3 separate regions of the Homo sapiens genome follow, and regions 1 and 2 are each linked to region 3. A link is a loop called in an ENCODE intact Hi-C map of the cell type or tissue named here. Cell type or tissue: OCI-LY7. All regions are shown on one strand. Region 1 has its middle 66 kb from the start of USPL1. Region 2 holds the start of LOC107984577 (a long non-coding RNA gene). Region 3 overlaps LINC00426 (long intergenic non-protein coding RNA 426).

The links. A loop is a pair of places that touch in the nucleus more often than their neighbours do. Peaks named below come from ENCODE experiments on the same cell type or tissue, not always from the same donor. Only the 100,000 strongest peaks of a DNase experiment are listed, where the experiment ranks them.
Region 1: it touches region 3 in a loop (5-fold over the local background); 8 of 110 quality-filtered maps call a loop at or near these places.
Region 2: a loop joins it to region 3, with 5 times the contacts of the local background. A loop is called at or near these places in 7 of 110 quality-filtered maps.

What each region holds. Positions count from the first base shown.
Region 1 is chr13:30,549,081-30,554,080 of GRCh38, forward strand. It overlaps a transcript of HMGB1 not described here and the pseudogene PTPN2P2. Among named protein-coding and RNA genes, the nearest start is that of USPL1, 66 kb to the right of the region's middle. In OCI-LY7, CTCF peaks have their summits at 2,308 and 2,515; a DNase peak (open chromatin) is centred at 2,301.
Region 2 is chr13:30,441,192-30,446,191 of GRCh38, forward strand. It overlaps LOC107984577 (a long non-coding RNA gene), which reads left to right and starts at 4,554. Exons shown (of 2, transcript XR_001749803.2): 1 at 4,554-5,000. RefSeq lists a silencer at 3,783-3,974 and enhancers at 4,441-5,000, 4,736-4,915. In OCI-LY7, no CTCF peak of the experiment used is centred here; DNase peaks (open chromatin) are centred at 1,990, 2,500, 2,860, 4,610 and 3 weaker places; H3K4me3 peaks cover 4,712 bases; H3K27ac peaks cover 5,000 bases.
Region 3 is chr13:30,353,253-30,358,252 of GRCh38, forward strand. All of the region lies in intron 4 of LINC00426 (long intergenic non-protein coding RNA 426), which reads right to left. Among named protein-coding and RNA genes, the nearest start is that of LINC00426, 18 kb to the right of the region's middle. In OCI-LY7, CTCF peaks have their summits at 2,292 (motif pointing right) and 2,495; DNase peaks (open chromatin) are centred at 1,699, 2,279 and 2,806; H3K4me3 peaks cover 2,025 bases; H3K27ac peaks cover 3,437 bases.

The DNA of each region.
Region 1 (5,000 bases), 200 kb after region 3:
GTGCCCAGGAGTTCAACACCAGCCTGGGCAACAGAGTGAGACCCCATCTCTACAAAAAATAAGAAAAATAGCTGGTCATGCTGGTATACACCTGTGGTCCCAGCTACTCAGGTGCTCGCTTGGGTCCAGGAGGTCAAGGGTGCAGTGAGCCGTAATTGAGCCACTGAACTCCAGCCTAGGTGACAGAGTGAGATGCTGTCTGAATAAATAAATAAATACGAATGTCTGACCAGATTGGGGCAGCATCTCTGTATTTGACAGATTCTAAAACAACAACTTAGTAATAAACTCTATCACTCTTACAGTAATAGTGATAGTGTTCAGAGTAATAAACAGATTCTCACGCTGTTGCCCAGGCTGAGAGCAGTACACAATCACAGCTCACTGCAGCTCTTGGGCTCAAGTGGTCCTCCTGCATCAGCCTCCTGAGTAGCTGGGACTACAGGTGCAGGCCACCATGTCTGAGTAATTTTTGTACTTTTTGTGTGTGTGTGTGTAGGGACAGGGCTTCACTATGTTGCCCGGGCTAGTCTTGAACTCCTGGCCTCAACAGACCCTCCTGCTTCGGCCTCCCAAAGTACTGGGATTACGGGCATGAGCCACTGTGCCTGGCACAAACACTAATTGTTTGTTTTTTTTTTTTTGAGATGGAGTCTTGCTCCATCTCAGCCTGCACGCCAGGCTGGAATGCAGTGGCATGATCTCGACTCACTGCAACCTCCGCCTCTCGGGTTCAAGCAATTCTCCTGCCTCAGCTTCCCGAGTACCTGGGATTGCAGGCGCCCGCCATCACGCCTGGCTAATTTTTGTATTTTTAGTAGAGACGGGGTTTTGCCATGTTGGCCAGGCTGGTCTGGAACTCCTGACCCCAAGTAATCCGCCTGCCTCAGCCTCCCAAAGTGCTGGGGTTACAGGCATGAGCCACCACACCTGGCCACAAACACTATTTTTTAAAGCATGTGATGTTAGATTCTTTTATAAATTAATATTCAAACTCACTAGAAAGACTCTGGAATATGTGTATGTGTGTGTACTAGTTTTTAAAATCCTATATTTTCCTTAACATTAAATTGAAACTCATTACAAAACAAAGGTTAATACTAGTGCTGTCATGACTATCAGGAGCTATGACATCCTTTTAGGAAGTCATGTATGTTCATTTGTCCATTTGTTCATTCATGTATGTAAAAGTTACAGAACACTGACATTGTGCTAGGGACCAATCTAAACACTGGGAACACAAAGGTGGGTGGCTTTCAAGGGGCTATCTAAAGTCCAAAGAGGAAAGCAGACAACGAGAAGCTATTACCAGTGTGAGCAGTGCTAACGACTGAATGGAATGAGAGTACATATCCTCCCTGACATGGTGGGGAGGGATGTCAAAGGAAGGCTCTTAGACATAGAATCTAAATCGAGTCCTCGTGTTTGTCGTACTTCCTTAATGTAGGGATTCTCTCTGTGTAACTACCTATCATTCATTTGCCTCTTTGCTCAGTTCACTACCCACCAGAGGAACTGCTCCCATGCCGAGGGACCCTCGGATGACACACTCGGGCCACCTCCTCTTTTGCCTGTGTGTCTGCAATATCTAGGTGAGCTTGGCTTTGGTACCATATCTGTTCTGTCATTCCTGCTCCAAAACATAAGACTCACTCCCAAGAGGAAATTTTTGCATTTGAAAATTCAAGTTGTATGAAATATAAATGTTTCCTACTTTGTACGTTCTTTAAATTCATGTGTCATATATTACATTTACTAAGAAGTAGAAATACATGTACTTTCTAAACTGAGAAAACTAGCTGGTGGAAGACAAAACTGATTCTAAACACATCTGATAGATTCTAAAAAGTGAAGGTACTTTAAGTGGCACTACCCTGGCACATGTTCACTTTAGATTGCCAGGTAAACCAGCCCAACAGGTGTTAGGAGACAGATGTTCACCAAATGCTTAGCCCTCAGGGAGAAAACATTAAAATATACAACATATTTCCCCCGAGTATCAGCAACTGAAGAAAGCATTTTACCATCTACTATCATGATTTCTAAACACAGTTTAAAAAATTTTATCGAATACCTACTATAATGCAAGCAGTACTAGTTATGGTGATAAAAGATAAATAAACCCCTGATGTATAAACTAAGCACCTTAATTCATTATTTCATGGTTAAATACATTCTAAAACTAATTTTTTTCCTCCGCAAGTCTTCCTTCTCTTTGGGGTTTAAAAGGCTCATCACTGAACTGAACCAAGTCCATCTTAGGAACTCACTGAGTATAGGGGATTGCCAAGTCCTGTTGACTCTTCTGCCCTCTGCAGTTTCAAAGCTGTCTTCACTTTATCTTGGCACCATTTTCCGGTAGGCCTATAGAACCTGTAACCTTAAATACCATAACATAAAAACTAAACTTCTTGCCACAGTTTTGGCCTTTTCTAATCCATTCTCATTAAACTGCTGCTAAAGTGACCATTTAAACACAAAAGATGCATGAAATTATTCAATGTCACCCAGGCCTCTAGGATGCAGCCCAACACTCTAGCACAGATCACTCCCTTTTCTTGTCTCATTTTTGTTGCTTCTCTATCATGAGCATTTATGTCCCATGGTGTCCCACTAACCACTGCAATTTATTTACTTTTCTTAGAGACAGGGTCTTGCTCTGTTGCCCAGGCTGGAGTGCAGTGGTGCGATCATAGTTCATTGCAGCCTCAAACTCCTGGGCTTAAGCAATCCTCCCACGTCAGCCTCCTGAGTAGCTGGGACCACAGCCATGTGCCACCATGCCTGGCTATTTAATATTGTATTTTCTGTAGAGACGGGGTCTTGCTCTGTTGCCCAGACTGGTCTCAAACGATCCTCCTGCCTTGGCCTCCAAAGTGCTGGGATTCCAGGTGTGAGCCACTGCACCTGGCCAATCGCTGCAATTTTAAAAATGCCCCAAGCGTCCTCAGGTATTGGTGTCCCTCTCACAAGCCCATCCCAGACTGCTCCTCCCCAACCCCTGCCCATGGCCCTCAATTAATTTTCTCCTCTCCTTTTTTTATTTCAGAAAATTTAAAAAAGTTGTAAGATTAGTGCAATAAACACACACATATCCTTTAGTTATATTCACCAGTTATTAACATTTTGCTACATTTGTGTTCACTTGCTTTTCCCCATCCCCAAATATTTACTTTGCTGAATCATTTGAGAGTAAGTTGCAGACATTATGACACTTTACTCTTAAATTTTTCAGCAAGTATCTCCTAAAAATAGGACACTCTCTTACATAACCACAAGGATCATACTTAGGAAATTTAATATTGAAATACTAAAATTTAATTTGAATATAGAGTTGATGCTCATATTTCTCCTCAGTTGGCTGACTTCTATTTATCTTTCAAGACTAAGCTCTAGGAAAATGACCTCCCTTCTCCCCACACCCCCTCTCTGTCCACACACAGAATACACTGGGTATCTCTCTTCGATACTTTTACTACCTTTTTGTATACTTCTATTGAAGCACTTAGCACACACTATCATATTGTCTATTTTCTTTTCTGTCGTATCTGAGACTCAGCTAGACCCATTTTAATTCTTCTATCACTTCATATACTACCCAGCATTCGTTGGTGACTGAATGGATAAATGAATGAATGAATGCATGATGAGACATTGAAGATTCTCATTCCACTCTCTCATTGTAACTGGTCATGTGTCTCTAAACATTCTGAGCAATATATCACGTGTTCTCAATTTCACCTCTTATTTCAAACACTGCTATGGTACCCAGGTCTCTGTGGGCTTCTTCTACCTTGTGCGGATGCAACCTCACAGCACCTGCTTTTGGCCTCTGCCCCTAGTTTCTGGCCCCAGGGCTACATTGGAGCTGTGACACAGGAGTCCCATGGGAACCACTTGGCACTCAGATATGGACAATCTGGAAATGCAGGACAGTTAAGGCCTGTAAGCTTGCCCTGACCACTGAGGGACAGGAGCTCATAGAAAAAATGCTTGTCTCATTTTTAGCCCAGGGTGGCCAATTCTGAGATGCATGTTAAAAGGTTCCTCAGAAGCTCCCACAGGATCAAGTAGCAGATATTCATAATGGTTGCCAATTTGAAAGGGACCCTTGGGTTGGCTTTCTCTCCTTCCGGGGGGTCATTCTTCTGTCTTATCACAGTCTATTCCTTGGTGTCACATTCCCAAATAAACTCCCTACCTACCTCCAAGTTGTTTGTACAGGCTTTGCTTTCGGGAGAGCCCAGACTAAGACAATGTGGTAACGTAAAAGACTGGTGGCTTGGGAGCCAGACAGACCTGACTTTGAAACCAAGTTTGCTCATTCACTAGCCATGACCTTGGGCACATAATTTAACTTCTCTCAGCCTCACTCTCTTCACTTTATAATGAAGATAATACTTTATAGGAGTATGGTAATGACTTCATAGGGGTATGGTAATTAGAAATTTACCAAATATATATATGAATAGAATATATACAACTTCCTTGAGTAATGATTGACTATAATAAACCACATTGAGTGTCTGTCCAGCTTAGGAGCCAACCTCACTCTTCCATTTCTCTTAAGATTCACTATTTGTCCCAGCCATGCCCACCATCATTGAGCGGGAGTTCAAGGAGTTGGATGCTCAGCATCGCTGGCAGCTGCCGTACTTGGAAATTCGAAATGAGTCCCATGACTATCTTCATAGAGTGGCCAAGTTTCCAGAAAACAGAAATCGAAATAGATACAGAGATGTAAGCCCATATGATCACAGTCGTGTTAAACTGCAGAATACTGAGAATGATTATATTAATGCCAGCTTAGTTGACATAGAAGAGGCACGAAGGAGTTACATCTTAACACCGGGTCCACTTCCTAACATGTGCTGCCATTTCTGGCTTACGGTTTGGCAGCAGAAGACCAAAGCAGTTGTTGTGCTGAACCGCATTGTGGAGAAAGAATCGGTTAAATGTGCGCAGTACTGGCCAACAGATGACCAAAAGATGCTGTTTAA
Region 2 (5,000 bases), 88 kb after region 3:
AAACCATACACATATAATTGCCCGATTACTGTTTTATATTTTAGAGTCTGGAGACAAGTGGTTGCTTCTGTTTTGTCCAACTATGGATACATCGCAGAAAGGTTTGCTCTGCTCAACTAGTTAAAGTGGCACCTGATGCCCCAGGTCCGTGGCCAGATGCAGAACTCTGGGCAACAAGGGCCAGGGCCTTTTTCTAATCTAGCATTTCATGCCTCTAACGGAAAATGTTGGCAGGAAGTTGATAGAGCCTGAGAGTGCTACCTCACTTGTGATTCATCTGATGGATCAGTGTGACCTGAAGCACTAAGTTAACCAACAGGCTCATTAATTTTTAAAAGAGGTGGTTAGTAATAAACCAATAGTGCTGTACAAATCCAATAGCAGCCTACACACCTTCAAAAGTCCCCAGAATGAGATCAAAGGACAAGGCAGCATCAGTTTCATTCCAACAATAGCATTTTGATTTAACATCCACTTTGTTGGCAAATGTGCAGGAATAAAATAATGCGTATTCCTATAGTAATTTATATTCTAAATTACACTGAAAAGCCTAGGTGGTCCCCAACAAATTCAATTTCCTTTAGACTGTAGCTATATTAGTTTGAAGAATCAAGTTTGTACTGGATGAACTGATCAAATAAATCTAAAACTATCAGCATGTTAATGGAATATCCATTACCTAAGGCCAGGCGTGGTGGCTCACACCTGTAATCCCAGCACTTTGGGAGGCTGAGGTGGGCGGATCACGAGGTCAGGAGACCAGCCTGGCCAACATGGTGAAACCCCATCTCTACTAAAAATACAAAAATTAGCCAGGCGTGGTGGTGCGTGTCTGTAATCCCAGCTACTCAGGAAGCTAAGGCAGTGAGAATCACTTGAACCTGGGAGGCAGAGGTTGCAGTAAGCTGAGATCGCGCCATTGCACTCCAGCCTGGGCAATAGAGAGAGACTCCATCTCAAAAATGAAAATAAAAATAAAAATAAAATAAATAATGCATACCTAATGTATCATAATGGTTCAAAATACCTACAATCATAGCTGGTTCCCAATGAATTTAATTTACTTGAGCTTGTGGCCATATGATTTTAAGGAATCAAACTTTTTGCTTAATTTATTAGTCAAATCAGCCAAAACTTATAAATTCAGTGAAAAAAATAGTTGTTTGGCTAATTTGAGTGGTTAATGCAGTAAAGTGAGTCAAATTATTAGCTCAAAATACATACTGCCTTAATTTGATCTAAACTATAAACATCTGCTTTGCCTTTTTGGTTAGGGTGACACCAAAAAGCATTAGTTTCCAAACTTGGCTGAGCATTAAGAATCCCCAGGAATGCTTTTAAAACTTCCAAAGCCCAAGCCACACCCAGACCAAGTCAATCAGAATCCATTGGGTGAACCCAGGCATCAATCCCCTGGATGATTCCAATGTTCAGAATTCAAGAAATTCCTTGAGATCAGGAATTCAAGACCAGCCTGGGCAACATGGCGAGATCCCATCTCAAAAAAAAAAAAAAAAAAAAAAAGAAAAAGAAAAGAAAGCAATAGCTAACGATTTATTAAGCTGTCACCAAATGCCAAGCATAATGGCAGGCATTTTCCATGGATTATTTTATTAAATTCTCACACATACCAGTGAAACCTTATAAAGTCAGTAGGATTGTTGTGCCCATTTGACAAATGGAGAAATTGAGGCACAGGAGGCTGGGTACTTGCCCAAGGATACCCATACTAGCAAGTGGTCAAGTGAGAGTCGTCACAAATGCAGTGACTCCAAAGCTTTAACTTGAATTATTTTTTAAAACCAGTGACTTAAAACTCAGTGCTTCTTTAGGTCTTTGTACTTCCTTATCTTATGTCTTGAGGGCATTGGTTTGTATCACTTTTCTTTGTTTCTTGGTTTTCTTTGTTTCTGGACGCCAAGGCCTCTCCAAATAGCACGCGAAAGCAATTTCTCATGCCCCTGGGAGAGAGGTAGGCGTGGCTTTATGGATGTGATAGGCAGAGGACTTAATATTCTGCATTAACATCTCCTTCTCTCTCAAGGGAATTTCTAGCAGACTTAAAGCACTGTAGGCAACAGAAAGGAAACCTGAAATGCAACATCCACCTGGAAGACACATACATATTTGCTGAAGCGTGTTTCAAATTTAACTGAAAAAGAAGAAGAATATAATTGTGCTTCTCATTCACTGCAAATCTTGTGATTTCATAGTCTTCAGTGTTGACCTGTCAACCTGTATGGGTTGTTTGTTTAAAAAGGTTGTATTTTTATTTTATTTTATTTTTTTAGGCAGACCACTTAAGTATCATGTGTTACTGAATACCAGCTGAATTATTTTGTTGTTGTTGTTTTGACAGTCTTGCTCTGTTGCCCAGGCTGGAGTGCAGTGGCCTGATCATAGCTCACTGCAACCTCGAACTTCTGAGCTCAAACGATCCTCCAACCTCAGCCTCCTGAGTAGCTGGGACTACAGGCGTGCACCATCATGCCCAGCTATTTTTCAAAAAAATTTTTGTAGAGATGGAGATCTGACTTTGTTGCCCAGGCTGGTCTCAAACTCCTAGCCTCAAGCAATCCTCCCACCTCAGCCTCCCAAGGTTCTGGGATGATAGGTGTGAACCATTGCATCTGGCCCACCAGCTAAATTCTTAACATTTAAACTATAAACATTACAATTTTTTGTTGCAGAACAAAAATGAAAAGAAGAAAGATGAAAATACACTACAATGTCACGGTCATTTGCACCAGTTTCCTGTGTACAGCTCTGCTGCTCTACGCTCATTTCTCAATCAGGTTTTGTCTCTCTTTTTTGCATTAAAAGCTGAGAGAGGAGCTAAAACTGCCCTGAGAAGCTCCCCCGGGACCCTGCCTGATCATCAGGGGAATGGGGCCTACCTCAGCAGTCTACTTTCTTCATTCAGCCCTATAGCCTCAGGAGAGAAGTTTGTCTCGCTCAGAGGAAGCAGTGGCCGCTCTGTCCCATACCCTGTCAGGCCATTTCCCATAGGAGACTGGACCTAGGGTGTGTGCTCAGGGTCCCAGTTTCTGCGGCGTTGAGCGGGTCCGGTACTCCTTTCCACACCAGGCTGAACCCCAAGGAAGCGAATCCATGTCCTCGTGGAAGAATAGGCCCCAAAGTGCCAAGCATCAGCCCCGTCAGTGCTGCCTGGAGAGCCGCCTGTGTCCTGCAGAACTTACACCCATGCAAGAGTGCACCCACTCAGCAAATGCGGGACACCGTCAGGAAGAACAAGACATCCTTGCTTCAGCTTCCCTCCTGTCACCTTTCCACTTCCCTTTGGGGAAGGTGTGCCTGGGTTTGCACACGGACTGGGGCCCCATCCCTGTTCCCCGCTGTGTGTGGCAGGGCAAGGGAATGCATTTTTAAATACCTTTCAGGCTAGGATTCCTTTTTTTTTTTTGATGGCATACTCTAACTCCAACATTTCTTCTGTAAGTATCACCAGTTATTTTACTAAAATCTAGATTTCCCAATCCAAGTGTTAGGAAGGTACTATGCTGCTGCTGCTTTGGGGCTTTCTGTCTGGCAACATCTATAAACAGTGCAATAGTGACTGTAGTCAGTTTCACGGTCTCATGTCTGAATCTTTTTTTTTTTTTTTTTGACAGAGTCCCACTCTGTCTTAGCCTCCCAAGTAGCTGGGATTACAGGCGCCTGCCTCCACGCCCAGCTAATTTTTTATTTTTAGTAGAGAGGGGGTTTCACCATATTGGCCAGGCTGGTCTTGAACTCCTGAGCTCAAGTGATCTGCCCGCCTCGGCCTCCCAAAGTGCTGGGATTACAGGCGTGAGCCACCGCGCCCGGCCCTTTTTTTTTTTTTTTTTTGAGACAGTCTCCCTCTGTCCCCCAGGCTTGAGTGCAGTGGGGCGATATCTCGGCTCACTGCAACCTCCGCCCCACCAGTTCAAGTGATTCTCCTGTCTCAGCCTCCCGAGTAACTGGGATTACAGGTGTGCATCACCACACCCAGCTAATTTTTGTATTTTTAGTAGAGACAGAGTTTCACCTTGTTGGCCAGGCTGGTCTCGAATTCCTGACCTCAGGAGATCTGCCCACCTCGGCCTCCCAAAGTGCTGGGATTACAGGCGTGAGCCACGACACCCGGCCTAGGCTTCCTTCTTTAAAGACAAATTTCCAGTGGGGCTCTGTAAGTAATCCTCATATTTTCTCGTTGAGGAGTGTGGCCAGAGAAGGTGAGTCTTCTGCACGTAGCAGGGGGGAAATGGTCAGGAGATACTGTAAAAGCACTAAGAAAACCGGAAGGAAAAGGCCAGGCTCCAGGAGCACAGAGACTGGATGGATTCCTGCTTCCCTGTCACTCGGCTCTGTTCAGGCGGTGCAGTCACTTCCTTCACCTCAGTGTCCCTGTTTGTGCAAATGAGGTGACTATTGGTGCCGACCTACTTCCCAGGCAGTTTTGAAGAGAAGTGGCAAACGTTGAAGGGCGCACACTCTCCTTCCCCAAGCTCCCTCCCTCCCCACGTGTGCACCCAGAAGGAAATAAAAGCCGTAATTTGCACTGGCGAGTCGGCCCGCCTCGTCGAGGGTTCCGCTGAGCTGCTCACAAGGGCGTGCGGAGGCCCGCGGCCGGCCCTGGCCCCTGTGGTGGCAGCAGCTGGCTGGCTTCCCGGGCGGCTACCTCCAGCTGCAGCTGTCGGTGCTATTTGCAGCTCTCCACATCCTGAGAGCTGGACGCCGAGGACCGCTCCCTGGAGGGCGTGCGTAAAATGCAGCAGCGGAGCGGTGAGGAGATTACCGGAAAAACTGGGAGCGGAGTCAGGCTCGTTCTGGAGCAGGGAGAGGCTTGGGAAGTTGCGAAACGTTGACCTGCAGGGTCTTGAGGAACTGTCGGCCTGGGCTGTCCCCGTGGGTCATTGAACATTAATCAGCCACCAGTCCTCGACCAAGCCAACCGAAATAGAGTCAGCAGGCAGAATGACGAATACAGTTTGAAAGGGAACGAACTTACTCTTATT
Region 3 (5,000 bases):
TAGAGGATGTGCTCCAACAAAACAAAGAATTAACCAAGAAAAAGATACAAGCTCTAGGAAACAGGGAATCTAACACAGGAGAGAAGGAAAAATGATTTCCAGGAGGACGCTGAAATCTGGGCTGTAACTATAGTGGACCTGAGGAGAAACCAGCCTGAGTTTGAAGCAGAAGGATAGTTCCCGGAGGACGTCTGCACAGGAAGAGAAATGCAATGGCAAGATTACTAGTGTGTTCACCACACTGAGGAGAGCTTGGGAATGAATTACTCATAAATGCCAAAAAAAAAAAAAACCCTATGAATTAAAAAAGACAAGGCAATTATTAACTCCCGAGGAGAAAAGATATACATGAGCAGAAATGTAAACGCAGTACACTGCAGACAATATTTACATAGGCAAAATAATACAAATACTGACCAGGGATTTTATCAGAAGATGTGCTGTCCTGTAATTTGTAATATTCTAAAATGCACATATTTTTCCCATTTTAACATTTTGGAAATCAGAACACATTTTTTAGTCAATGTGATGAGAAAGTGTTGCATCATAGTTACTTTACTTGCACTTCTCTTCTTTTGTAGTGCCTCATAAAATAATGGCAAACCTTATAATCAAAGGCATGCATGTAAAATAGATAGAAATACAGGAACTCTGTTCCTTAGTGAGGAAGAAGCACGTCCTGGGGGGAGGAGGAAAAAGCTACCTCTTCATCTTCCAGTAAGTCAGGAGATCATTTCTAAGCTTTAGAAAGATACAACTCTATAAGCACATCATTTGGAATGATTGCTGCAAATACCAGGAGTCATAGACAGTGGCTGACTCTGGGCAGCAGTACCTGAAGGCAAGAATGGGGGGGCAGGAGGCTACAAGGCTATGAATTTTTACTAAAGCTTGTAAATATCTGAATTTTAAAACTATATATGTGGATTAGAAGTAAAAATAATATGTAGAAATAGGCCGGGCACAGTGGCTCACGCCTGTAATCCCAGCATTTTGGGAGGCTGAGGAGGGCAGATAACTTGAGGCCGGGAGTTCCAGACCAGCCTGGCAAACATGGTGAAACCTATCTCTACTAAAAATACCAAAAAAAAAAAAAAAAAAAAAATAGTGTAGTGGTGTGCGCCTGTAACCCCAGCTACTCAGGAGACTGAGACACAAGAATTGCTTGAACCTGGGAAGTGGAGGTTGCAGTGAGTGGAGATTGCGCCACTGCATTCCAACCTGGGAGAAAGAGGGAGACTCTGTCTCAAAAAGGAAAAATAAAGGGCAAAAAATAATATGTATAAACATAAAAATAATGAAATAAAGCTTTGCCATGTCAAGCGTCATCAGAGCAGAAGTTTTCAGACTAAGACAACCAGCAGGGATTTTCATGGGCTTCTCTGTCAAGACCCGCCTTGGCCAGCCCATGCTGTCATCCCCGATTGGGTTTGCAGAAGCAGGCGTCCTGGGCGACCAGGCCTCCTGGGCAACATGTACATGGCCTCCTATGGCACCTCTTGCCTCCCATCTTAGACAATTCGCTGCCTGATTTCTCACTCCCAGGAGATTAGATAGCTAGGCTTCAGGGAAAGTGGAAACCGCAGCTCGCACAACACATTTTTCTAATGTCTTGTTACTGGGAGCCCTCAAGAATGAGAAAGGAAGCTGGCGGTTGGGCAGGTGTGGAGTTTTTTTCACTTAGACATCTGTTAGTGGTTCTGGAAGCCCACCCCTCCTGTTTTACAGACGAAGAGCTCTGGATTCCTGATGCAATGAGGCATTCATTCTGACAGTGTGTTCCAGCTGCACGGCGATGGGGGCGGAAATGTACACGGTATCCTGGAACCAGAGGGTGATAAAGGGAGAGGAAGATTCCTCCTGATAAAGCAAGAACTGCTTGCTCCTCATGTCAGAATTGCACGAGTTACTGCAGGCAAAGAGGCCACCCCACCATACACTGGGACATTTGTGCATGGCCTGGCTCTGGATGGGAGAATTTTGCAATTCTGCAAACAAGTCTTTTGTTTGCAATTCTGCCCGGGATCTGCATGAGGCTGGCATGATTTGGAATAAGCATATAGGGAGTGCCAGGCAACCTGAGAGGCCAGCAGGACCACCGGCTGCTAACCCCACCAGGGCTGACATTCAGCTGCTGTGAAGGGCTGCAGCCACACCTTGTGCTCACATAGAAATGCTTCCACACTGGGTGGTAAGCAGCCCAGGCCCTGGCCCCTCCCCTGGAGCCCCCACACCTCCCCACCATCCTGCAACCAAACGGGGGCATATATGGCCCAGCAGGGGGCCTCCGGGAGCTGACTCTGGAGGCCCTGCGGTGACAGGTCTGATGGGTCAGGCCCGCCTGTTAAACATTTTAAATATCGCCCCCTGCAACCAGATCTATCAGCGAGTGGCCCGAAGGCCCAAATTCCAGCAGAAACCTCTCCACCTTCCTCTCCTGGCCTCCTTTCTCCCTGGCCCAGTGTTTGCCAGTTCAGAACACCAGAGAGTATCTCATCTAGTAAAATGTATTTTCCTATGAGCAAGAAGAGAAGCCCTTTTCTTATTCCCTGGGGGACCCTAGTACTCCAGCCTGCAAGGAAATGCTCCTATGTGCTCTTCCTTCTGCTTCCCTAACTTGTTTATCCTGATCCATTAGGTTAAAATGGCCAGGGAGAGCATCCTAAAAGAGGAAAATAAAGTTACTAGAGGCTGACAAGCAGCCTCCCGAACGTGTGCCGACTGCAGGAAGAGCCAGGCCTGGGCGACTTGCATATCCTAGGCTGGCTGGGGGCACCTGATACCCGAATTTTGTAACCAGGGCTGCCAGTGGCCCTCTTTACCTCTTCCTTCCTGCCTCTCAGCTGCCACTCTGAGCATCTAGACCCTGCAGAACAGAGATTCCTCAAGGTATAAAGCCCAGGCCACAGATGCCCCCGGCCCTAAGGATACACTGAACTCCTTCTATGCAGCCATAGGGAGGGGACTTGTCTTTCCCCAACATGAGAAGCTTAACTGGTCTCTTACCCTTTGGTAGAGGCAGGCCCAGGTGTGGCCAATGGAGACAAAGGGGTCCCCCAGTGTTCCTGCCTAACCTAGGGTCTTATGGGGTGGAGGTGGGGCCTTGGAACTCACCAATGTGCATGATGATCTGGCAAAATCATCCAGTCAGTTTCCTCTATCTCGATAGAAAACATTTTCCAATCTCCATATTGTAAGACTTGGGATAATTTAGCAAAGGATCTCTTTTGGTTTTGCCTTTACATGAAATCAGTGGCAGGCTGCATAGTGGAAAGTGTCCATGAAGTAAGGACCCAGAACACCATTAAACATTTTATTTAATTATTTTTTAGAGACAGGGTCTCACTTTGTCACAACTGGCATGCAGTGGCATGGTGGTAGCTCAGTCAGCTGGGCATGGGGACACACACCTGTAGTCCCAGCTACTTGAGAGGCTGAGGTGGGAGGATGGCTTGAGCCCAGTAGTTCAAGGCTGCAGTAAGGGTACTGCACTCCAGCCTGGGTAACAAAGCGAGACTCTGTCTCTTAAATTAAAAATGGCCAAGAGCAGCGGCTCACGCCTGTAGTTCCAGGCCTCTGGGAGGCTGAGGCAGGCAGATTGCTTGAGCCCAGGAGCTAGAGACCAGCCTGGGCAACATGGCGAAACCCTGTCTCTACAAAAAGTACAAAAATTTAGCCAGACATGGTGGTGTATGCCTGTAGTCCCAGCTACTCAGGAGGCTGAGGTGGGAGGATGGCTTGAACCCAGGAGGTCGAGGCTGCTGTGAGCTGTGAGCTGTGATTGCACACTCCACTCCAGCCTAAGTGATGAATCGAGACCCTGTCTCAAAAAAAATAAATAAATAAAAACTTTTTGTAGTGATAAAGTCTCACTATGTTGACCAGGCTGGGCTCAAACTCCTGGCCTCAAGTGATCCTCTTGATTCAGCTTCCCAAACTGCTGGGATTATAGGCATGAGCCACTGTGCCAGGCCTAACTTTTTTATTTTTAGAAATGAGAGTCTCACTATGTTGCTCAGGCTGGTCTCAAACTCTTGGCCTCAAGTGATCCTCCTGCCTTGGCCTCCCAAAGTGCTAGGATTACAGGCACGAGCCACTGTGCCCAGCCCCAAATCCTTAAACTCCGGCCAAGGCTTTCTCCTGAAATGAGAAAAATAATTCCTGAATACCTAACTTAAAGCACTGTGATAAGTAACAAATGTAATGCAGTTTGTAAAAAATGCCTTGAGAATTATAAAGTAGCCATGTAAATGTAGGAGATTCTGGTTTTTCTCTTTTATTCTAGCAAACTAGTCCCTTTAGGGGGACCCTTATGCACTGCGCAGCTTAGCAAAGCTGGTGTCTGCATGCTTAGCCTCCCTTCCATCCCAGCCCAGCCCAGCCCAGCCCACACTCCCTATTCACCCCTTCCAGATGCTCCCACTACTGCTTGGGACAGGGCCTCCCAGGGCAGCGCTGCCTCTGCAGATGTTCCTCTCCCTGATATCACTCACCATCTCTCATGGTACATGGGCCTCAGTGCACTGAGTACACCCTCATTTTGCTGCAGCCCAGCCCATGGTTTTGGGTCTGGAGGGGACAGGAGACCAGATGGCCAGGGACGGAAGCATTGATGTAAAGAACTGTGTTTGTTTAACCTGTAGAAGACGGGATATAAAGGGCCCATGGTAGAAGTTTGCAAATGCATGCTGTTACAGAAGAAAGATTAGAGGTGTTCTGCACAGCTTTATGAGGTAGAACCAGGTGGACCCTGTGCTAGGATTTAAGACGGCAGGTTTTTAAAGAAGTTTTTAAAATGATACATGCACAGAGTTAAAAAAAAAAAAATTGCAATATATACACGCAGCCAGGCATGGTGGCTCATGCCTGTAATCTCAGCACTTTGGGAGGCTGAACTGGGCAGATCACTTGAGCCCAGGAGTTTGAGACTAGCCTGGGCCACATGGCAAAACCTCATCTCTACAAAAACTACAAAAATTAGCAGCATGTGGTGGCACATA